2 separate regions of the Homo sapiens genome follow, and region 2 is linked to region 1. A link is a loop called in an ENCODE intact Hi-C map of the cell type or tissue named here. Cell type or tissue: B cell. All regions are shown on one strand. Each heading gives the region's core, and the rest is flanking DNA. Links, peaks and the distances in the headings are about the cores only. Region 1 overlaps SP100 (SP100 nuclear antigen). Region 2 overlaps SP100 (SP100 nuclear antigen).

Region 1 (8,000 bases), core at 1-8,000:
TTTTTCTCCACTCTCCCATGGCATTAAATGTTGCTGTGGAAAATTCTGTGGCCAATAAGTCTCCCTTGAAAATAACTTTTTGCCTACACCGCCCATTCAATTCTTTATTTATCTTTAAAGTCCAATAAATTTGTTGGAAATATATCTCAGTGTTGGCTGTTTTGGGTCAATTTCTCTGTCACAGGGTGAAGAGATAGGTACTTTTGATGTATACATTTCAATTTATATTATAATTCCACAGACTTTTTTCATCAAGTATTTATTCTATTATTTTGATTTTCTTCTTTGGGAACTCCAATAATTTGTTCACTTACATTGATTATTTTCTATTTTTTATTTTATGTTATTTTATTTGAAACAATGTCTTACTCTGTCACCCAGGCTGGAGTGCAGTGGAGCCATCTCAGCTCACTGCAACCTCCACCTCCCAGGTTCAAGTGATTCTCCTGCCTCAACCTCCCAAGTAGCTGGGACTACAGGCATGTGCCACCATGCCAGCTAATTTTTTTATTTTTAGGAGAGATGGGGTTTTGCCATGTTGGCCAGGCTGGTCTCAAACTCCTGAGCTCAGGTGATCCACCTGCCTCGGCCTCCCAAAGTGCTAAGATTACAGGGGTGAGCCACTGCAACCAGCTTATTTTCTAATTTGTTTAATCATTCTTAAAATTTCTTGTTTCCTTTACCTATTTCTGTAATCTATGTCCTTCACTTTAATTTCTGAAATGTCTAATCCCCTTTATTTGCCTTCTAAATTTGTCTTCATTTCTCTGATTTTTTTTTTCTACTTATTTCTTAAGTTCTGGCTGTTATAAACACAATTACAGCTTTAGCTCTTCAAAGTATGCCTCTGAATTCCACCAAGTGTACTTTACTGGTAATTTCTTTCTTTTTTTTATTTCTCTTTTTTGAGACGGAGTCTTGCTCCGTGGCCCAGACTGAAAGTGCAGTGGTGTCATCACAGCTCACTGCAATCTCCTTCCAGGTTCAAGCAATTGTCCTGCCTCAGACTCCCAAGTAGCAGGGACTACAGGTACATGGCACCACTCCAGGCTAATTTTTGTAATAGGATTTTGCCATGTTGATCAGGCTGGTCTCAAACTCCTGGCCTACAAGTGATTCACCCACTTTGGCCTCCCAAAGAGCTGGGATTCCAGGCACGAGCCACTGTGCCCGGCCATCACTGGTGATTTCTTAGACCTACTGTTGCTTGACCCTCTTGGTACTCTTCTGCTGCTGCTGTCACCTTCTGCTTGATTTCAGCTACTTTAAAAACTTTCTTTATTGTGAATGATAAGACCACATATGGATATGTACAAGCATAGTGTAAATGATTGGCACTGTGTAAAAACAGGTTGCTTTGTGGTTATTGGTTTCTGCGTGACAACAACCAAGATGGGATGTTGGTGGCCGAGGACTTAGCCCCGCAAAAGTAGAAGGAAAACAAAATTCAATGCTTGTAAACTATTGACATATAAAGTGTGTAAATCTTTGTTTATAGTTCTAAAGGATTATTTTCTTTCTTTTCTGTTTGCAGGAAAAAAGAGAAGGCATAGATCTAAAGTAAATGGTCTCCAAAGAGGTAAGAAGAAATGTGGGGATTTACTCCTTTGAACTCGCTGTGGTCCTGTTCTTCCTGCCAGACCCCATCTTTGCTGCAGCCTCAGAATCTCCTATGGGCCACGGTAGCTTCAGACCTCATGGATTCTTTAGAGTACCAGCTAAGTCATTGTAACAAACAGATCCCAAAATACAGTGGCTTAAACCAAATAATCTAAGAGCCCAGAAGTGGTAGGCAGTCTGCCTTCCTTAACATGAGGTTTCCAACTGTGGGTCCACAAGGGCTGAGCTGGTTGACATTGTCTCCCAACCAGTGGGAATGAAAAAAAAATTGACAAAAGAACCAGCCATTTATTTATTTTAATAGAAAGACTCAAAAGTCTTCTGCCCACATCCCATTGGCCAAAACTTGGTCACACAGCCAGAGCTAGCTGCAAAGCGAGGCTGAGAAATATAACGCTGGCCGGGCAGTCCTTGGTTCAGCTGTAAGTCTATTCTTATGGAAGAAGGAATGATTATGGGTGACAAATAGCAATATGCCTACTTGCCCTTTATGTTTGCCTCCAAAGTCACTGATTCCCTTAAATGTGGAGGAAAACTCAGACTCTCCATTTATTCAGATCCAGCCTTTTTGTCACCTGAGACTCTTTGGCAAGGACAGGAGCTGGAAGCTGAGATGCATTACAGAGATATGTGGGCAGAGACATGCCAGCCTTGATTAGGAAATGAGGGAACAGGAGGAAGTGTTAGAAAGGTGTGTTGTAACTAATACAGTCCAGGACAGAACATGGAGAAACAGACAGAGAGAACTTGAATCAATTACATGGAAGCCAGAGTACTGGTGCCACATCAGATCTAAGCCTGAGAAACACGGGGTTATTTTATTTATTTTTTTCTTTTTTGAGATGGAGTCTGGCTCTGTCACCCAGGCTGGAGTACAGTGCTACGATCTCAGCTCACTGCAACCTCTGCCTCCCAGGTTCAAGCAATTCTGCCTCAGCCTCCCGAGTAGCTGGGATTACAGGCGCATACCATCATGCCAAGCTAATTTTTGTATTTTTAGTAAAGACAGGGTTTCGCCATGTTGGCCAGGCTGGTCTTGAACTCCTGATCTCAGGTGATCCACCTGCCTCGGCCTCCCAAAATGCTGGGATTACAGGCAGTGAACCAAACTCAATCAGAGCATATGCCACACTGTGAAGATAAAAAAGACGTGACAGTCCATTCTCTTCATCAGATCTTGTGAATTTTATGCTTATTGCATTCCTCCTTTTCTTCCTCTTCTTTGTCTCTCTTTTATTTCCTTCCATCTCCCATTCTACTTATGCTTCTCTTGCATACTTTATTTCTTTATTTATTTTTGCATCTTGTAAAATACTTCTGGCAAGTTGATATGGCACTATAGAGATAGTAGCACTTTTTCCTCTAGAGCTAAAGCATATTTGGATATATTTTTTCCCATTACTTCTGATTATTTGTCTGTCACTCATATACATAGATATATATGTTTATGTAAATGATATATTTTCAAGTATAAGTAACTTTAAATATAACTCTACTATAAATAAGTATATACATATAATATTTCTAGCATCTCTATCATTTTTATTTCTATACCTATCTGTCATCTTGGTTATATTCCAGTTTGTACTTACCCAGGTCTAAGATGTTTTTTCCGTCATGTTTCTACTGGTTTCTATAGAAGCCTCTCTACCTTAACTATTTTATTAAAATACTTGGATTTGTTAAGTCTAAGCAGAAATCACATTTATTCCTTCTACTTCCTTTTCAAACCTGTTCTCTCAAATAGTTCTTTTCTTGCCAATGGATGAAGTCTTAGGTAAGCCCTAGAGCTATGCTAGTCCCTTTTAGCGGTAATATCTCATTTAATATTAAAAAGCGTGAGCTGATATAATATTAAAACTGGAAATTATGTGGTAGGGAAGCTGGGTGAAGTCAGCATTTACTTTCATCCACACTTCCTCTCCAACTCCACTCAGTGTCTATTGCTTTCAGCTAATTTGGGTCTAGGAGGAGGAGGAGAAGGAAGTGGACAGGAGCAGGAATGGTCCTCATACTATATAGGTTGGTGCAAAAGTAATTGTGGGTTTTGCCTTTTAAAAAAAAAGGGAATAGCAAAAACTGCAATTACTTTTGCACCAACCTTATAGATTTTGGTGTCTCCTAGATATGGTGGATGCATGAGCCATATTCATTTGTGAGTTCTTCAGAGACACTCAACTTAGAGAGAACCTCTCAACCAAAGTTCCCCTAATTCAGGAACTTCAACTGGATGCTTACCAATTCCCTCAGTCTCCCAGCTCTGGGAGGTCCACACTACACTCCTGCTGGGGTCAACTCATCCATCCAAGTGATTCTCCCAGACAGAATATCTCTCAAGAAGAACTAAGTGAGTTCCTCCTTTCCCTAGGGAGACCTATAGGAATTATGACTCTTCATACCCTCTCAACATTCTAGGATTGAGTCTATAAATGTCTCTGCCTTCCTCAAACTCCTGAAGGTGAAGATCAGTTACATTGAAACTGAAGTCTTCTCAGTTGCCTTAAGGACGGAGGAGCACTTTACTCAACTTCTATAACATGGTGTTAACCTTTAGTATTTGGGTAGGAAATCCAAGAATAGCCACACTACTTCCTGTGGGGTATTTGAGCAAGACAATTTGCAAAGAATAATTACAAAGGAAGTCCCAAGAGCTCTATAGTATTAGCAGATCTTAAGCCCCAAATCTTCTAGTAAGTAGAGCTCGAGTAAACGGAACTAAACTACTTGTATACCTCTAATTTGTTTGTCCTCAGTGGACTTTGATGAAAGGTGACTACAACAGGACCAAAGACATAGATGAACAGAAAAAGAGTCTTTGTTTGTCTAAGATATTTATGGTTGGACAAGTTCAAATTGTGGCCAGGCCATATAAAGAAAGAAAGGAAAGAAAAATGCAGGGAGATGGTGTGAGGAGGGAAAGAGGGAAGGAGGGAAGGATGAAGGGAAGGAGGAAAGGATGAAGGGAAGGAGGGGAGGGGAGGGGAGGGGAGGAGAGGAGAGGAGAGGAGAGGAGAGGAGAGGAGAGGAGAGGAGAGGAGAGGAGAGGAAAGGAAAGGAAAGGAAAGGAAAGGAAAGGAAAGGAAAGGAAAGGAAAGGAAAGGAAAGGAAAGGAAAGGATCAGCACCTTTAAACATGGCACTCATGAGATGCTCCTGCACATACCTCACTGTCTTTCTACCTACCCCCATCACCTGCTGAATCTAACAGCATATTCCTGAAATAGGGTTTTAATCAACCCTTTGTTAGTCCTAACCCTAAGGCTTTCTGGGACTTGAATCTCTATACAAATTCCCCTTGGACAATAATCTCTTGGTTAGTTTCTTAGATCCTAATTTTTTGGCCAAACCTATGTGAATAAGGTCTTTGGTCATTTTCACTGTATTTTCAGCCTCAAAGCCTTCATTGAGGGCTAAGATGGTGGCTAGTGTGTCACCATCATAATGAGCAGGACAATCCAAATTCTTGCATTGCTGCCATTGATTTCTGCCTACAACCAGAGGAAATCTGCAATGCTTCACTTCATTTTGCAATATCTGTATGCTGAAGTTTCTTCATTGGTCATAGGGGTAGTAAAAGTCTCTATCTCATAAATGAATTAGTAGATGTAAATATCTTGTGTTAGTGTCTAGCACATAATAAGCACTTAAGTCTTAGCCCTCATTATTATTATTCTTACAGTATTCTTTGGGATATAAATGAAACTGTCGTAAATTCTTTTTAAAATTAATGTTGGGGGGAGGCAAATGAATTTGGATTAATGTCACGGGAAAGGAAAGAAAATCTAGGATGAACCCAGGTTAACCATCAAAGGCTTGGTAATTGCAAGGCTATGTGTTACATATTTTTCTTTGTGTGTTAGGCTCTGGAAAAGTTATAGCTAAATAAAATTTTTGAAAGCACTATTATATATAATGTGAGTTTTTTACACCATCCATATTTATATTTTCCTATTTTCTCAGGGAGAAAGAAAGACAGACCTAGAAAACATTTAACTCTGAATAACAAAGTCCAAAAGAAAAGATGGCAACAAAGAGGTAAAAAAAAAAAAATACATTTTAAATAAATAACGTCTAAATTCTCATGCTCTTAGTAAGAAACATTTTTTTCCTAAATGCTTTATGTAGCTGTACTTACTGTTGAGAAATATATCAGATGTAGTCAAGTTCCAAAATATGTCAGGGAAAAAAAGATGATAACACCACAAACAAGTAGCTAGGTGATGAATCTGCAACCATACCCCAGGGCCCAGGAGCTGCTTGCAGTGCTTCCTCTCCTGAGCTGATAACTTTCAAGGCTGGAAATAGTTGCTGGCATAAAAACAAAAACAAAACAAACAAAACCTATGTAATTCACAAGTGATGTAGCTGTCCCTCCTCTTGCCCATCACCACGTGGTAATTGTGTGGACTTGGGTCTGCCCCAAGTAAATTACAGTTTACTCATCTGTAAAGTGAAATTAAGTCAGTTAGACAAGACTGGCTGCCCTCCAAGGCCCATACCAGCTTCCCATGTGGCTTCTCATTCCGTGGATCTCCTACAGGACTCGGTAAAAACTATGGACAGCCCCCTCTCCCGCATCATCAGCACAGAGCTCTTGTAGACTGTGCCTCTTCCCCAGTGTCACTGGCTGGAAGGGTTGGAACAGCAGCTCAGAATCCTCAAGTTAATTTTAAGACCTTCACACCTGTTTCTACTAAATCAGCTCTTCAGTCCCCACCTCCACCACATAGAGGCTCTAAAATGCAAAGCCTCCTCCCTGTACAACTTGCAGATGATTCTGGAACTCTGATGAGCTGTTCTTTCAGCCAGGAGAAAGGTGCATGAAGGAGGAGGCAAGCAGAGAAGACAGACATCATCTCCTGCCAGACTGCCCTGTTGTTATCCTGCTCAAATTTACAGACAAATTTGTCATCTAAAAGAGTTTTAACACCTAAAACTCTTTCTCTGGCCACATAACTTCATATAGACTCTCTCTCTCTCTCTCTCTCTCCCCCTATATATATATATATAAATGTATGCAACTGCTTCTCCATAGTTGGTGGTGGCAAACCTGCTTGGGAATTAAGACACTGGATGGTCCTTCTAGAAGATACACAACCCACTGCTGTTCCCTCAGTGAGAGTATCTCTTAAAAACACCCAGTACAGCTCCCATCCACAAGGTCTGCACCAGACCATGGGAATCGTGCTTCTTCATTATTCCCCTGCTGGCTCCCAGCTCAGCCCTCTGGCACCCTTGACCCCGCTAGCCATGACCTTCACCTTTACACTTCTCAGAGGTGAGTCTGAGAGTCTCTCATTCCCTGACATTCCCAGGGACGGAGGTCCATCTCCTGCTTAGATGTCTTTAAACCTCATTTGGCTTGAGAGAAGGTATCTGACAATTCTCTCCAGAGAAATGTGGCCTCTCTCATAAGGCCTGGAGGTGGGGAAGGCTGATGCTGGCAGAACCAGGCTCCCAATCCCCTACCATGTTCTTTGCAGATAGACTGGCATCTTGCCTTAGGATATAGGAGTACTGGGCTCCTATTGTGGCATTCTTGGATGTTGAGGCTTCTGCTAATATTCTGAGATAACCAAAGAGTCGCCTAAACACGGTGATATACTCTTTTGCCAAGAATGATTAGTCCCTGCTATGAAAAAATATATATTTTAAAATAACTTTTAATTTTTTCTGACCATATTATTATTTTACATGGTTAATGTAGAATTAAAACTAGTAGACCCAAGAACAGTTAAGTCCTACTTTGTCCAGGCATTTGACTGCCCGGATATACAATTGTAGTGAGGTGCTGGAGCCAGCGAACACACAAAGAACCACTGGAAAGCACAGTTCTGCGGCACTTTATTATACATGATCTGCTCCTCAGCCCTGATGTCTCCAGGCCAAGAGCTGGGAAGCAGCGCAATGAGCTTCTGGTGTTTTGCCCTGAAGTTGTTTGCCCTCAATAGGTTTTGATTGAAAGGAAATCCCTGCAGTCCAAGAAGGATTTAAACAAGAGATAAACTGAGAGCAAGAGAATATACATTGACCAATAATGGCTAGGGCTGAACATACCCAGGTTATGGCCAGAGCTGGATCTCCAGTTTGACCACTTTATGAGAAAGAAGAAAGCAGACAGAACACAAGTGTCTTTTGATGGAACTGTGGGGAGAAGGGAGAGTTGGGGGAAGGAGGAGAGAAGAGTTAGAAGTGGCCAGTTTTCCTGGGTGCACCTGCAACTTGAGCATCATGAGTGACAGGAGGGAGAGTCCCACACAGAACCACCCCTGTGTGGATGACATTTTACTGTGGCAACCGCATCAACTACCATACTTGGCCCAATCATGGTCTTTGAAACTGATCGATCTAGAGCAATTTTACCTGAGAGACAAGGAACGA
Region 2 (15,934 bases), core at 4,432-12,431, 57 kb after region 1:
AGGGTGGAGGATGGGAAGAGGGAGAGGAGCAGAAAAAGTACCTATTGGTGATGAAGTACTCTGTACAACAAACCCGTGACAAGAGTTTCCCTATATAACAAACCTTCACATATACCCCTGAACCTAAAAGTTTTTTTAATTGTAAATAAATGGATCATTAAAAAAAATTTTAATAATAAAATTGTCTTATCAAGTTCTCTTATTGAATAATTTGGAACGAAACTTACAACTGATAACATAAAGTCTTTCTATAAAGGATCATATTATATCTTCCCAATTATTCAGTTTTGTATTTTTTGTTGTTGCCGTGAAAGCAATCTTTTCCCATTGAATTTTATTACTGATTATTGCCTATTACACAAAGCTACTGTTATTTATACGTAATTTTGTCACTGATTACCATACTGAATACTAGATGGTATCATTTTCACCTTTTACCCAGTGGCATCAGGAAGCCTGTGGTGGCTACATAGCACCTCCAACTTTCAATTCATGGAATCGTATTCGGTTTAGGGGATGGAAGCATTCCTCCATTGAGCACTAAAATCTCGGACAATTCTTTTTTTTTTTTTTGAGATGGAGTCTCACTCTGTAGCCCAGGCTGGAGGGCAGTGGCACAATCTCAGCTCACTGCAAGCTCTGCCTCCTGGGTTCACGCCATTCTCCTGCCTCAGCCTCCCAAGTAGCTGGGACTACAGGTGCCTGCCACCACGGCCGGCTAATTTTTTGTATATTTAGTAGAGACGGGGTTTCACCATGTTGGCCAGGATGGTCTCGATCTCTTGACCTCGTGATCCACCCACCTCGGCCTCCCAAAGTGCTGGGATTACAGGCGTGAGCCACCACGCGTGGCCAGACAATTCTTGGTTCTGTTGGAAAATGATTCTGCCAGGGCACCCTGGTGTATTTGCATGTGTAAAAGAGGAAAAAATAATTTTCCCACTACCCTTCTAAGTTTCCCCTACCCAGATCCTCTGGGGCCCCTGTAACAAAAGACAGATTAACAAGAGAAAAACAGAAGTTTATTAGCATATATATATATATATATACACACACACACACACACATATATGTATACACACATGTATATACATACATATATGTATACACATATGTATATGCATATATGTGTGTGTGTATATATGAGAGATACTCAGAGAGATGAATAACTCTCAAAGAGGTGGCTGAGAGATATATAAAGAGATATATAAAGAGATATATAAAGAGATGTAAATCACCTCCATGATCATCACAATAGATTCTTACAGAGGCCAGGTGAGAAATAGAGAACTAGCCTAAGTCAGCCTCATGGTGTGTCCTTTGGCTTCATAAACAGACCTTGCAATTTTTTCTCCAGTCCCTGTGTATATAATTTTAATGACTGCACTTAGGAACTAGCAGAACCCTCATTGGTTCACTAGCTTGTGACATAATATCCATTGTAGTAGGAAAAGCAAAGTGGAGACCCTTGAAATTGCCATCCCCCAAGCAAAAATATGGAATTGCAGGGATTAGCACTCTCAAAGACCTAAAAAATATCAACTGGCCTCTGTAATATCTCCATTCAATTCACCTGTATGTCCTCTGTTAAAAACAAAATAAAACAAACCGATGGGTCACATAGATGACAGGGAACATTTAACCCTATAATAGCCCAATTGCAACTGGTGTGCCAAATATGATAGTATTACTAGAACACAACAACATACCTTTTGGCACTTCGTATCCAGCTACTGATATGGCAAAAAACATTTCTTTCAATCCCTATTAGTAAAGAGTTTACTTTTACATTGAAAAGACAGGAATACATATTCATATCCCCAGGGCTATGTTAACTGTTGTTTTCTGCTACAAAGTTTTCCTGAAGGACCTTGTTCTCAGAGACATTCCATAGAACCCATAGAACATCATACTTTCCACTATATGGGCCTGGTGTGCAGGTAAGGACAAGTGACTTCACCTTGTCTCATGGGGATCTATGGCAACAGCTAATATGCCATGATGTTCCTAGAAGTGAGATAGGTAGGCAGCCATAAAGAATGTTTCTTCACCAATATAACTAGAAAAAAATCAAGAGCTGGACAACTTGGTAAATGAATGAGTTGGCCAAGTATACATCTTCAACAGGTTACAGGAGGCTCTATAAATATTCCTGAAGGGAGATCACACACATGCACGCAGGTTAAATAAATACATATGTTACATATGACCCATGTTCACTTTGGGGTGGAGATAACATTAAAATGCAGTAAAATTAGGCTCCATATGTCAAAAGGTGAAACAGAACATAAAGGTGCTATGTGCACAGCCTCCATAACCTTGCCAGAACCAGTCTGTGGACAGTGGTCATTTATCAGGAAGGAATGATTTGTAAGTTGGTCAACTGTTATGTTGAAATCTTGAAAAGGGAGGGGAGTCTGCCAACAGTGTCAGGCCATTGGTTGAAACCAGCAGAGAAGTCTTCCATTCTTCGTTTTCCAGGGCTAGTTTCTGTTTATCTCTTAGAGAATAAAAGTGGCGAACAGCAGGGACGACAACAGTTCTCCTGTCCTACCTCTTCAGGTTTGTGAAAGGAAAATAAATCTTGGAACCCCAAACTCATTAAGCCAAAGTGAAAAGTTAAGCTGAGATCTGGGTCATGCAAACCTGCCTCATCTTTTGGTTCCTAAATAAAATGGCTACAAGATGAAAAGCTACACGCCTCCCCCGTATTTTTCCCACAAGGAAATTCCTAGTGAGCTCCAACAACTTTACCCTAAGGTATTTCTGTTAAAATTTCACCATGGCAGGCCAGGCATGGTGGCTCACGCCTGTAATCCGAACACTTTGGGAGGCCAAGGCAGGCGGATCACTTGATGTCAGGAGTTCAAGACCAGCCTGGCCTACATGGTGAAACCCTGTCTCTACTAAACATACAAAAATTAGTCTGGTCGGGCATGGTGGCAGGGGCCTATAGTCCCAGCTACTTGGGAGGCTGAGGCTAGAGAATAGCTTGAACCCAGGAGGGAGAGGTTGCAGTGAGATCGTGCCACTGCACTCCAGCCTGGGTGACAGAGAGAAACTCTGTCTCAAAAAAAAATTTCACCATGGCAATGTAAATTGATAGCTTATCCTTACAGGTGCAGTCACCTCCCTGCCCACCAGACACAAATGCATATCTGATTGTTTCCCTGCCCCATTTTGTCTATGTCATCTTACATTAAAAAAATGCAGATTCACTGAGCCAGAAAAAGGCATGAATTTTTTCCTACCCTATTTTTTCCTACCCTCTCTTACATGAAAACTGTGTACTTCTCAATAGCCCATCCTTTCCCCTTTAAATTTGGAGCCCTCAAAATCATCTTCGGAGAAAGGCATAGACCTCCTGGGCACACGTCCTTAATTTTGACAAGTAAACCTCCTAAAATGATTGAAACTTGTCTTGTCATTTTTCTCGATTGGCAGGTTGTTGGAGTGATAGTGTTAGATTTTAGTTGCAAACATGCTTTGGAAAATCACTTATAATAAGCCAATATCACGCTGGAGGATATCTTTCAACAGCGATAATTAAAATTTTTGAGTGGCTGATTGAAAGATTATCTTTCTAGCCGTAATTAAATAAAGTGAACATTTTGTCTAAAATGGCTCCTTCAAGTTTTTGACTAATAAAAAAGTATAGCTATCTGTGTTCTATAGAACATTGTAGACAGCAGATGGTAGAGATCATTATATACCCAGCCTAGGCAACATGGCAAAAGTCCATCTCTACTAAAAATACAAAGAATTATCTGGGTATGGTGGTGCTTGCCTGTAGTTGCCATTACTTGGCAGTCTGAGGCGGGAGAATCACTTGAGCCCAGGAGGCAGAGGCTGCAGTGAGCTGTGATCACGCCACTGCACTCCAGCTAGGGCAACAGAGTGAGACCTCGTCTTGAAGATTTAAAAAATTTAAAAAAGAAATCATTATATACATTCAATTTATAGGCATAGAGAATGTTTTGCCTCATCTTTTCTCAAGAAGATAAATATATGACTACATATATTCGGTCCATAAAGCCCATCTATTAAGTGAAAACTTCACATTTCTTGTCTCCCTGCATTTTAAAAGTGAAGGTAAAGAAAATGTAGAAAATAGAATCCCAGGTTAAAGTGACCCCATTGCAAGAACAGTATCTCTGGGAATAAACTGACAATCCACAGCTGGCAGTCTGAGGTGGGAGAGTCACTATGTTCCAGTCACTATTACCAGAAATTGAGAGCAATTCATCCGCATGGAGCATCTTCACTCAGTCTGGCTCCCCTCTTACACCTTCCTCTTGTTCCTGTTTTCCCTTCCCACTTGTCCTTACATGTTTATTATACATCTGCCTCTGTTTCACCATGAAGACTTTGGAAGCCACGTGTCAAAGAAAGCAGGACTCCCATCAGCCAGAATCCCTAAATGGCTGTGTGACTCAAAGAACCCTGACAACCAGCAACCACCTTATCCTGATAATGTGAGCAAGAAATAATCTCCTTCTTGTGTTTGAGCCAATAAACACTTTGGGACCTATTTCTGACAACAGTTACCCTACTTGACGTACAAAAAAAAAAGCTTGTATTGGAAGAGGATGCCATACAAAAACCTGAAATACAGGCCATTGGCTTCATGATTCAGTAACAGGCAGTGAAGGTAGAGAAAATGTAGAAAATAGAATCCAAAGTTAAAGTGAATCCATATCAGAGGAAACATAGCAAAGGCTGGAAAGATTATGCAGCAGCAAATCAGGAAAGGAAGGGGAAAATGAGGTGAAAATTGCTAGCTGCTCACCAAAACCCAGTTTCCCCTCTTTTCCCGGAACACATAGCTGAACTATCTTTTTAAGGCTTCTTTGCAGTGAGGTAGGACCATTCGCCTCAGTTCTAGCCAAAGAAGTATGCACAAAGGTGATGTGCTTGCTGTATTTCTTTCACAAATTCAACACCAATCCCCAGGTGACCTCAGGAGCCATGGGATGAGAATGCCAAAGCCTCTATCAGCCTAGGTCCTCACCTAGGTCCCCAACTGACTGTGTGTGAAAAAGCCACCCAATATTCTGCCTCCAACATTTCTTTTTTTTGAGACAGGGTCTGGCTCTGCTGCCCAGGCTGGGGTGCAGTGGTGCAATCACAGCTCACTGCAACTTCCACATGCCGGGCTCAAGTGATCCTCTCACCTCAGCTTCCCAAGTAGGTGGGACTACAGGTGCACACCACCATGCCCAGCTAATTTTTGTATTTTTTAAAGAGATGGGATTTCACCATGTTGCCCAGGATGGTCTCGAATTCCTGAATTCAAGCAACTAGACTGCCTTGGCCTCCCAAAGTGCTGGGATTTCATGCATGAGCCATCACACCTGGCCTGTAACCTTCTTAGACTTTTTATATAAGTGAGGCATAAAGTTCTACATGTTTGAGCCACAGTGGGAAGGAGATTATTTGTTAAAGCAGAGAGCTTCCTCTAACTAATTAAAATATGCTATATATTATATACAGAATTTAAGTAGGAAGATAAAATATGGATCATTTATATTTAAACATTTTTCAATTGGGAAAAATAAATAAAATAATTAGAATGAACTCTTTGTAAACCAGTAGTAACATCATGAGTTTATAATTGCTTACATTTTTTCCAAACATGTCCTCCCATAGAAGATATGTTTCAACTATTCATAGAATCTAGAATAGAGGAAATAAAAAGGCAAAAACATATTAAGTAAAAAAGAGCAATACATTTTAAAACAATTTGCACTTTGAAGGGTATTCAGATCATAATGGCATTTTGATTATCATTTTCTGTCTTATCTAGCCATTTCTCTATTTAATAATTGAGTTCTGGGTGTCCAGGATTTTAGTCCTAGCTCATTGTTTAAATCTCAGACTACAAAAAAAATAGCCTTAAACAGTAACATGCCATGATTTCCTCATTTATAAAACAGAGAGATTGCTGGGTACAGTGGTTCACACCTAATCCCAGCATTTTGGGAGGCTGAGGCAGGAGGTTTGCTTGAGCCCAGGAGTTCAAGACTATCCTGGGCAACATAGTGAGACCCACATGTCTATTAAAAAAAAAATGTAGGCCGGGCGAGGTGGCTCACGCCTGTAATCCCAGCACTTTGGGAGGCTGAGGCGGGCAGATCACGAGGTCAGGAGATGAAGACCATCCTGGCTAACACGGTGAAACCCCGTCTCTACTAAAAATACAAAAAATTATCCTGGTGTGGTGGCAGTCTCCTGTAGTCCCAGCTATTCGGGAGGCTGAGGCAGGAGAATGGTATAAACCTGGGAGGCACAGCTTGCAGTGAGCCGAGATCATGCCACTGCACTCCAGCCTGGGCGACACAGCAAGACTCCATCTCAAAAAAAAAAGAAAATTTAAAAATTAGCCAGGCATGGTGGTGTGTACCTACAGTCCCAGCTACTCAGGAGACTGAGGTGGGAGGATAGCTTGAGCCTGGGAGGTCAAGTCTGCAGTGAGCTGTGATCATGCCACTCTACTCCAGCCTGGGCGACAGAGCGAGACTCCGTCTCAAAAAAAAAAAAAAAAAAGGAAAGAGAGACAGAAAGAAAGAAAGAAAGAAAGGAAGAAAGAAGGAGAGAGAGAAAGAGAGAGAAAGAAAGAAAGAAAGAAAGAAAGAAAGAGAGAAAGAAAGAAAGAAAGAAAAGACGAGACAGAACAAAAATTTTCCTGCTTAATTCTTCTGAATGTATTTTTAAAATACCTTAATCATTTGCAAAATTACTCTGTAAAATTATTACATTAGCCCATGACATGCTGGAGGAAATTTTTCAAAGCTACTGTTTGGGTTAGAAATAGTTTAATATGTAGCTTTTCTTTCTGGCACTAATTAGATAATGCAGCAATTGCCTTTTTTTTTTTTTTTTTTTTTTTTTTTGAGACAGGGTCACACTCTGTTGCCCAGGCTGAAATGCAATGATGCAATCATGACTCACTGCAGCTTTGACCTCCCAGGCTCAAGCGATTCTCCCACCTCAGCCTCCCTAGTAGCTGGAACTATAGGCATGTGCCACCACACCCAGCTAAATTTTGGTTTTTGTTGTTGTAGAGACGGAGTCTTCCTATATTGCCTAGACTGGTCCTGAATTCCTGGGCTGAAGCAATCCTGTTGCCTCTGCCTCCCAAAGTGTTAGGATTATAGGCATGAGCCACTGTGCCCGGGCCCAGTTGTCTTTTGAGGCTTTTTCCACATTTGTGCCCAAAGGACATTATCAACCAGTAGAATTCTTAGCTTTCTATGCTCTATAAAAGATAAGGTATAAACAGATGTAGAAATCACACCATAAAGTCAAAACTTCAGTATTAAGAGGCATGACAATGTGTCATTTATACAACAGCACATCAAAAAGTTTATCTACCACGATCAAGTAGGCTTCATCCCCAGGATGCAAGGCTGGTTCAACATATGCAAATCAATAAGCATAATTCATCACATAAACAAATCTAAAGACAAAAACAACATGATTATCTCAATAGACACAGAAAAGGCCCTCAATAAAATTCGACAACCCTTCATGTTTAAAACTCTCAAAAAACGAAGTATTGAAGGAATATATCTCAAAATAATAAGAGCTATTTATGACAAATCCACAGCCAGTATCATATTGAATGGGCAAAAGCTAGAAGTATTCCCTTTGAAGACTGGCACAAGACAAAGATGCCCTCTCTCACTACTCCTATTCAACATAGTATTGGAAGTTCTAGCCAGGGCAATCAGGCAAGAGAAAGAAATAAAGGGTATTCAAATGAAGACAGGAAGTCAAATTGTCTTTGTTTGCAGATGACATAATCCTATGTCTAGAAAACCCCATCATCTCAGCCCAAAAGCTTCTTAAGCTGATAAGCAACTTCAGCAAAGTCTCAGGATCCAAAATCAAAGTGCAAAAGTCACAAGCATTCCTATACACCAACAACAGGCAAGCAGAGAGCCAAATCATGAATGAACTTCCATTCACAATTACTACAAAAAGAATAAAATACATAGGAATTCAGCTAACAAGGCAAGTGAAGGACCTCTTCAAGGAGAACTGCAAACCACTGCTCAAGGAAATCAGAGAGGACACAAACAAATGGAAAAACACTTCATGCTCATGGATAGGAAGAATCAATATTGTGAAAATGGCCATACTGCCCAACGTAATTTATAGATTCAACACTATCCCAACTAAACTACTGTGGACATTCTTCACAAAATTAGCAGAAAGTATTTTAAAATTCATATGGAACAAAAAAAAAGAGCTCATAGAGCCAAAACAATCCTAAGCAAAAAGAAAAATCCTGGAGGCCTCACACTACCAAACTTCAAACTATACTACAAGGCTACAGTAACCAAAACAGCATGGTACTGGCACAAAAACAGACACATAGACCAACGGATCAGAAGAGAGAACTCAGGATTAAGGCCTCACATCTACAACCATCTGATCTTCAACAAACCTGACAAAAACAAGCAATGGGGTAAGGATTTCCTATTTAATACATTGTGCTGGGAGAACTGGCTAGCCATATGCAGATAATTGAAACTGGATCCCTTCCTTACGCCTTACAAAAATTAACTCAAGATAGATTAAAGATTTAAATGTAAAACTCAAAACTATAAAAACCCTAGAAGAAAATGTAGGCAATACCACTCAGGACATAGGCACAGGCAAAGATTTCATGACAAAATCACCATAAGCAATTGCAACAAAAGCAAAAACTGACATTTTCACTATTAAACTAAAGAGCTTCTGCACACAAAAGAAACTATCACCGGAGCCAACAGGCAACCTAAAGAGTGGGAGAAAATTTTTGCAATCTATCCATCTGACAAAGCTCTAATGTCCAGAATCTACAAGGAATGTAAACAAATTTACAAAAAAAAATCAACTCCATTAAAAAGTGGCCAAAGGATATGAACGGACACTTCTCAAAAGACATTCAGGTGGCCAAAAAACATATTAAAAAAGCTCAGCATCACCAGGTGCAGTAGCTAACGCCTGTAATCCCAGCACTTTGGGAGGCCAAGGTGGGCGAATCACGAGGTCAGGATATGGAGACCATTCTGGCTAACATGGTGAAACCCCATCTGTACTTAAAAAAAAAAAAAAAAAAAAAACAGAAAAAAATTAGCCAGGCATGGTGGCAGGCACCTGTAGTCCCAGCTACTCAGGAGGCTGAGGCAGGAGAATGGCATGAACCCAGGAGGCGGAACTTGCAGTAAGCCGAGATCACACTACTGCACTCCAGCCTGGGCGACAGAGCAAGACTCTGTCAAACAAACAAACAAACAAACAAAAAAGCTCAACATCACTGATTATAAGAGAAATGTAAATCAAAACCACAGTGAGATACCATCTCATGCCAGTCAGAATGGCAATTATTAAAAAGTCAACGAACAGCAGATGCTGGCAAGGTTGCAGAGAAATAGGAACGCTTTTACATGGTTGGTGGAAATGTAAATTAGTTCAACCACTGTGGAAGATGGTGTGGTGATTCCTCAAAGATCTAGAACCAGAAATACCATTTGACCCAGCAATCCAGTTACTGGGTATATACCCAAAGGAATATAAATCATTCTATTACAAAGATACATGCACATGTATTTTCATTACAGCACTATTCACAGTAGCAAAGACATGGAATCAACTCAAATGCCCATCAATGAAAGACTGGACAAAGAAAATGTGGTATGTATACACCATGGAATACTATGCAGCCATAAAAAAGAATGAGATCATGTCCTTCACAGGAACAGGCATGGAGCTGGAAGCAAACTAATGGAGGAACAGAAAACCGAACACCGCATGTTCTCACTTGTAAGTGGGAGCTGAGCAATGAGATCACATGGATACAGGGAGGGGAACAACACACACTGGGACCTGTTGGGGGTGGGGTGAGGGGAAGGAGAGCATTAGGAAAAATACCCAATGCATGCGGGGCTTAATACCTAGGATATGGGTTGATAGGTGCAGCAAACCACCATGGCATACATTTACCTATGTAACAAACCTGCACATCCTGCACATGTACCCAGAACTTAAAATGAAAATGAAAAAGCCTCATAATTTTGCTAGCATATTTAAAATAAAATATCAACATATGAATACACAGACTCAAAGCTTCCATTTGTTAAACATGGACTTTATAATTATGCAGAGAATGGATCCAGTGAGTTGCTTGGATCCCTTTCATGTGGATGCACTGAGAAAGTTCAGACTCCTAATTACAATCTTTTTCTTCTTTACCTGGCCAAATTCTTGGTGAGGAATTTTGTTTCTTGACCCTATTCTTTATTATTATTTCCTAAAGGATAACAACTGCTGATCATAGGAGAAAGTAATAGAATTCTTTAGGGGTTTTGGTGATAACCAACTCAGAAGAAAATGCCATATTACAAAAAAGAAGAAAAAAAGAAACCTAGAAAAGACCTCGAAAAGTTCCAGGCTAGAATATACCCACCCACAAGCTAAATTAGTCTGCTTTTTGATTCATCTGAGGGATGATCAGAAAGGTTGGGAAAAACTTACCCACAATAGGCAACTTGCATTGTCTTGTAAAACTCTTCTTACACTTTGCTCCCTTCTGATATCCTACCCTTTCAAATCATTCTACACATTTCCTCTTCCTCTGCTCTTTTCCTCATATATGGAAGCCTTGGAAACTATGTGTTAAAGGCACTACAGCCTCCACCAACCACAGTCCTCAAACAGGTGAAATAGAGCTTTGCCCATCCATCCCATCCTCTATCAACATGGAACCCCCTTGTTTACAAGAATGTAAAACAAGCCTCAATTTTGCTTGAGCTGTTACATAGTTTTTGGTCCATTTAACAGCTATTATCCTATAACATTGAATATAGAAGTCATAATGAAAACTGGCACTGGTGATGAGAATGCTGTGGCCCATGCTTGTAATTCCAGCTGAGCCAGGAGGATTGCTTGAGTCCAGGAGTTCGAGGCTGCAGTGAGCTAGGATGGCGCCACTGTACTCCAACCTGGGTGACAGAGCAAAACCCTGTCTCTAAATAAATAAATAAATAAATAAATAGAAAGAAACTAGTACTGGAAGTGAGGTGTTGCCATAATAAAAATGGCTTAGTGATCAGGAATTTTATATCAGAGCATGGAAAATGGTTTCCTTTATTAGGCAATGGCAAAACATGACAGATTTCTTGCAAGATATATCACAAAAGGTAAACATTTTTTTAATGCCTCTAAGTCCTGTAGCTCTAGGAAAAGGAATTGGAAAACACTAACAATAGAGTCTGTTGGTTACCACTCACTGGGTTTGAAGGCTTATTACAGTTAAGAGATCAGCTCCAGCAATAATTGATTCATTTGAGAACAAAAGTGAATGGGACTCAAGAGAGTACAGAAAAGTGGGTTCTCGTAGGGTTGGAGAAGCCAAAAGAACTCCGAAGAGTAAGAGATGAGACTGAAAGAGGCTTTGAGCAACAAAAAGCTAGTTAGGGTTTCTCGATTAAACAGAGGAATTGAGCACTGAGGTAAATTTCAAAGTAAGCAAAGCCTTGACACCTAACCACCTGGCATCAGATAGCCTCAAGGGAGTACCATTCAACTAAGAGAGAAATTTGGTTTGGGAGGGAAAAGTTAAGAAATAAATCAGGCTTATGGATTAAGTTTAGAACAGAACTCTAGATGTTGTTATAAATATGTGGAATTCATGGACAATAAATCAATGAAAAGCCAACCAAGCTTTAATAAAATCACTGAAAGAACCATAAACCTGAACATAAAGTACTTTTCAAGTACTGTTCAAGCCTTAATAAAACCCTTAGTCATCCAAACTTAAACATGCAGAAAAAAGCTGTGAATACATACAGTGCTATAGAAGGGTGTGTCCCCCAGTGGATACTTCAGAGGTGGCCAAGAAGGAAATTGAAAGAGAAAATGAAAAAAAAAAAAAAATAGAGGGCACGGTCAGGAGAATTATTTCAAAAGAGCAGAATCAAAGTCAAGAAATTTCCAAATTCCTCCACTGCTAGAGGAGAGGGACCCCTTTAATCACAGCCTGGTAGATTTAGATAATAGACCATTGGCCACTGTTTGTCTCCCATTTTTCCACTTCCTAGATAGTAGTTGTATTGGGATTACTCTGTCACTCATCAAACATTGTATATTGGAAGTACAGTAAGGGAAGACAAACTTATTAAAAGGTCACCAAAACATCAAGAACATCATCCAGACCTGATAGGGAGAACTGTACTTCACACAAAGTAAGTGGATATTGGCCTGTGTGCAGTAATTATATGGGAGTTTGTGTTATCTCCTGTAAGGGAGGGGCAGGAAGAAAGAGGGTAAGGGGTTCTATATGTGGGAAGATCGGAAGAAGGGTGATACTTGAGGACAAGATAGAAAGTGTATAGGAGAGACAGCTAGCTGCTTACCCAAACTGTATTTTCCTCTTCTTCCAGGGCACACAGTTAAACTATATTTTCCAGGAATTCCTGCAGGTATGAGTGGCCTATGACCGAGTTCTAGATAGAGGAACATCTGAGGAAGACATGTGCCTAGTTCCAAGGCTGACCCATAAAAGCTTCTTACACGTACTGCCCCACAATCTTTCCTCTGCCATGAACTGGATGGCAGTCTCCAAGTAAGGACACCCTTGGAAGCCATGAGTGTCAAAACCTCCATCAGTCTGAGACCATGCATAATTACATGGAAGAGAGCCCCCAACAACCCAACAACCCTCCCATCTCACCAACTTGTAACTCATTAGACTGTTTTAAAAGAAATAAACTTAAATTTTGTTTGAGGATGTTATATATATTGGGGTCTATTTGTTAGAGCAGATAGCCTAATTTAACTACTACAAAGCAAGCTAACTACTACTATTACATGAATCTTCCAAAATCAAAAGGAATTATTTTCTATTTGTAACATATGCAGCAAACAATTAGAATAATTCTTTTGTAAAGAAAAATATGTTTATATGAATATTAAGAGTTTTATTGGCTTTTCTGTTTTCCAAGTGGCTTTTCCCAAAGTATATTTACTTCTAATATCTATAAGATTTATAAAATGGCAGGAGAAATCTAAAATAGGAATGTGTAAAGTCCTTATGTTGTCTAGAAAATGGTAAGAGTATTAATGTTTACTAGGCATTGATAAACCAAAAATGACTATAATAATGTAATTTTAATGTAATCCAATAAAGAAGTAAGAAGAAGAAAAGGAACATAAAACAGGTAAGACAAATAGAAAACAAGCAGGAAGATGGTAGATTTAAACCTAAATATATCAGTAGTTACATGGAAAGTAAATGAAACAATTTCTCCAATTAAAAGCCAAACATAGCCCAGGCACAGTGGCTCATGCCTGTAATCCCAGCACTTTGGGAGGCTGAGGCAGGTGGATCATGAGGTCAGGAGTTCGAGACCAGCCCGGCCAATATGGTGAGACCCCCATCTCTACTAAAAATACAAAAAAATTAGGTAGGCATGGTGGCGTGTGCCTGTAGTCCCAACTACTCGGGAGGTCAAGGCATGAGAATTGCTTGAACCCAGGAGGTGGAGGTTGCAGTGAGCCGAGATCATGCCACTGCACTCCAGCCTGGGTGACAGAGCAAGACTCCGTCTCAAAAACAGACAAAAAAAAGGCAAACATTGTCATACTGGATTAAAGAAAACCTATAGGCTGCTTGCAAGAGACATGATTGAATATACGAAGATATATAAGTTAAAAATAAAAAGATGGAATAAGATATGCAAACACTAAGTCGTCTCAAAAAAATATAAAGCCGGTGAATGGTATCAGAACATATCACCCCATAATATGCCACTTTGCCATGTTGATTATTTTGAGCTGAAGGCAATTGAGAAACAGCAGATGCAGAAAGGGGTCTCTTTCTTACACCTTTATGCCTAAGAAAAGTGCCATCCCTGTACCAGGAATAGAACATTCTTATCACCAGAGTCAAGGAGTTGAAGCCATGATGAATCTGTACAAACAAACCTCACTAAAATAACCCTTATCTCCCATTAGTTTTCTCCATATATTTCTTAGTCACTTTCCCATAATTTACCACTCTTAGCCCAAATCCTTTTTTCCTTTGTATTGTTACATCTCCACAAGTTATTGCTCTGTGTTAAAATAGTATATAAGCCTCCAGTCAATTCATTTATTTGGGGTTTTTATTTCTTGCTATGATGTTTCCTTTGCCATGTAAAAATACTAATATTAAATAAAATTTCTGTGCTTTTTCTCCTGTTAATCTGTCTTTTGTCAGTTTAATTTATAGGTCCCAGGCATTAAACCTAAGAGAGTAAAGAAAAAAAAATTTTTTCTACACTGGTGTAGACTTTTAAGCAAAAAACACCATTAGGGATAAAGAGGGACGTTACACAATGATAAGAAATTCAACACACACAAAAGATAATTCTACATTTATTGGTACCTAACAGAAAAGCCACAAAATATATAAAGCAAAGATTGACAAGATTAAAAGGAGAAATAGACAAATCCACTACCAAAGTAGAAGCTTGTAACTCACCTCAGTCGCTGATGGCACAAGCAAAAAATCAGTAAGGATGTAGAAAATCTGAACCATGTGATTAACAAACTTGACTTAATTGACATAGATAAAACAACATACCCAACAACTTCAAATGTGCATTCTTTTTAAGTACACATGGAACACATAAAAATGATAAATGTTGGGACATATAGTAAATCTCAAATTTCAAAAAACTAAAATTGTGCCAAGTACATCCTCTGACAATAAGAAACAAAACTAAAAATCAATAACAAGAAGAAAATTCCCCATGTAAATGGAAATTAAGAAATAAACCAATAAACACCTCATAGATCAAAGAAAAAATTATAATTGAATTCAGAAAACAATTCCTGAATGATAATAAAAATATGACATATCAAAACTTATGAGATTCACCAAAAGCAAAACTTAAGAAGGAAAAAATTATAGCCTTAAATGCATTTCTTAGAAAAGAAGATCCATCCCTGCAAGGTCTGAGAAAAAAAAAAAAGAAAAGCTAAAAATCAATGATCTAAGCATCCAAAGGTAGAGATATGAAAAAAGTTAAGAAAGAAACTGATATAGAAAACAAGCATTCAAGAAAGGGGATCAGCAGTTAAAGTCTAAAGTTATCTCTTTGAAACAGCTATAAAATTAACAAGCTCCTAATAAGACTAGACTTTTTTTAAGACAAGGGTCACAAGAACAAATATTAGGGGGAAAAAGAATATGTCAATACATATTCTAAAGACATTAAAATATCTCAGGATACTATGATCAGCTTTATGCCAAACAATTGGAAAGTTTAAATTAAAAACACAATTTACAATATAGGCAAATGCAAAAAATATAAATTTTTTCTACTTTTTCTGTAATTGTTCTGTAACTATTAAAAAATTGAATGTATAATTTAAAACCTCTCTTCAATAAAATTTTCAGGCCAGATGGCTTAAGTGATGTATTTACCAAGCATTTAAGGAAGATAATACACCAAATTTTATCAACCACTTCCATAGAATAGAAACAGAAGAAATAACTACTGATTATTTTGTGAGACCAGTATAACCATAATTCCAAACTCTGAGGGGGCAAAACAAGAACCTAATGATTTCAAACAAGAATCTCTTTCATGAATACAGTTGTAAAACTCCCCAACATAAAAAATAAAGCCAGTTATATTAAAAAGTATAATTCTTATGACCAAGCTAGGTTTATTTCAGAAATGCAAGATTGGTTGAACATTCAAAAATCAATCAGTGGGCCAGGTGCAGTGGCTTACGTCTGTAATCCCAGCACTTTGGGAGGCTAAGGCAGGCCAATCACTTGAGGTCAGAAGTTCCAGACCAGCCTGGCCAACATGGTGAAACTCCATCTCTACTAAAAATACAAAAATTAGCCAGGTATGGTGGCATGCACCTGTAGTCCCAGCTACTCAGGAGG

The links. A loop is a pair of places that touch in the nucleus more often than their neighbours do. Peaks named below come from ENCODE experiments on the same cell type or tissue, not always from the same donor. Only the 100,000 strongest peaks of a DNase experiment are listed, where the experiment ranks them.
Region 2: a loop joins it to region 1, with 5 times the contacts of the local background. A loop is called at or near these places in 2 of 110 quality-filtered maps.

What each region holds. Positions count from the first base shown.
Region 1 is chr2:230,492,882-230,500,881 of GRCh38, forward strand. SP100 (SP100 nuclear antigen) reads left to right here. Exons shown (of 29, transcript NM_001080391.2): 18 at 1,535-1,579; 19 at 5,580-5,654. LOC101928816 (a long non-coding RNA gene) reads right to left here. Exons shown (of 4, transcript XR_427235.4): 3 at 5,755-5,927. Among named protein-coding and RNA genes, the nearest start is that of SP100, 81 kb to the left of the region's middle. In B cell, for the core only: no CTCF peak of the experiment used is centred there; a DNase peak (open chromatin) is centred at 4,090; H3K4me3 peaks cover 1,191 bases; H3K27ac peaks cover 6,315 bases.
Region 2 is chr2:230,545,426-230,561,359 of GRCh38, forward strand. SP100 (SP100 nuclear antigen) reads left to right here. Exons shown (of 29, transcript NM_001080391.2): 29 at 1-181. Among named protein-coding and RNA genes, the nearest start is that of SP100, 140 kb to the left of the region's middle. RefSeq lists a silencer at 6,796-6,996. In B cell, for the core only: no CTCF peak of the experiment used is centred there; no DNase peak of the experiment used is centred there.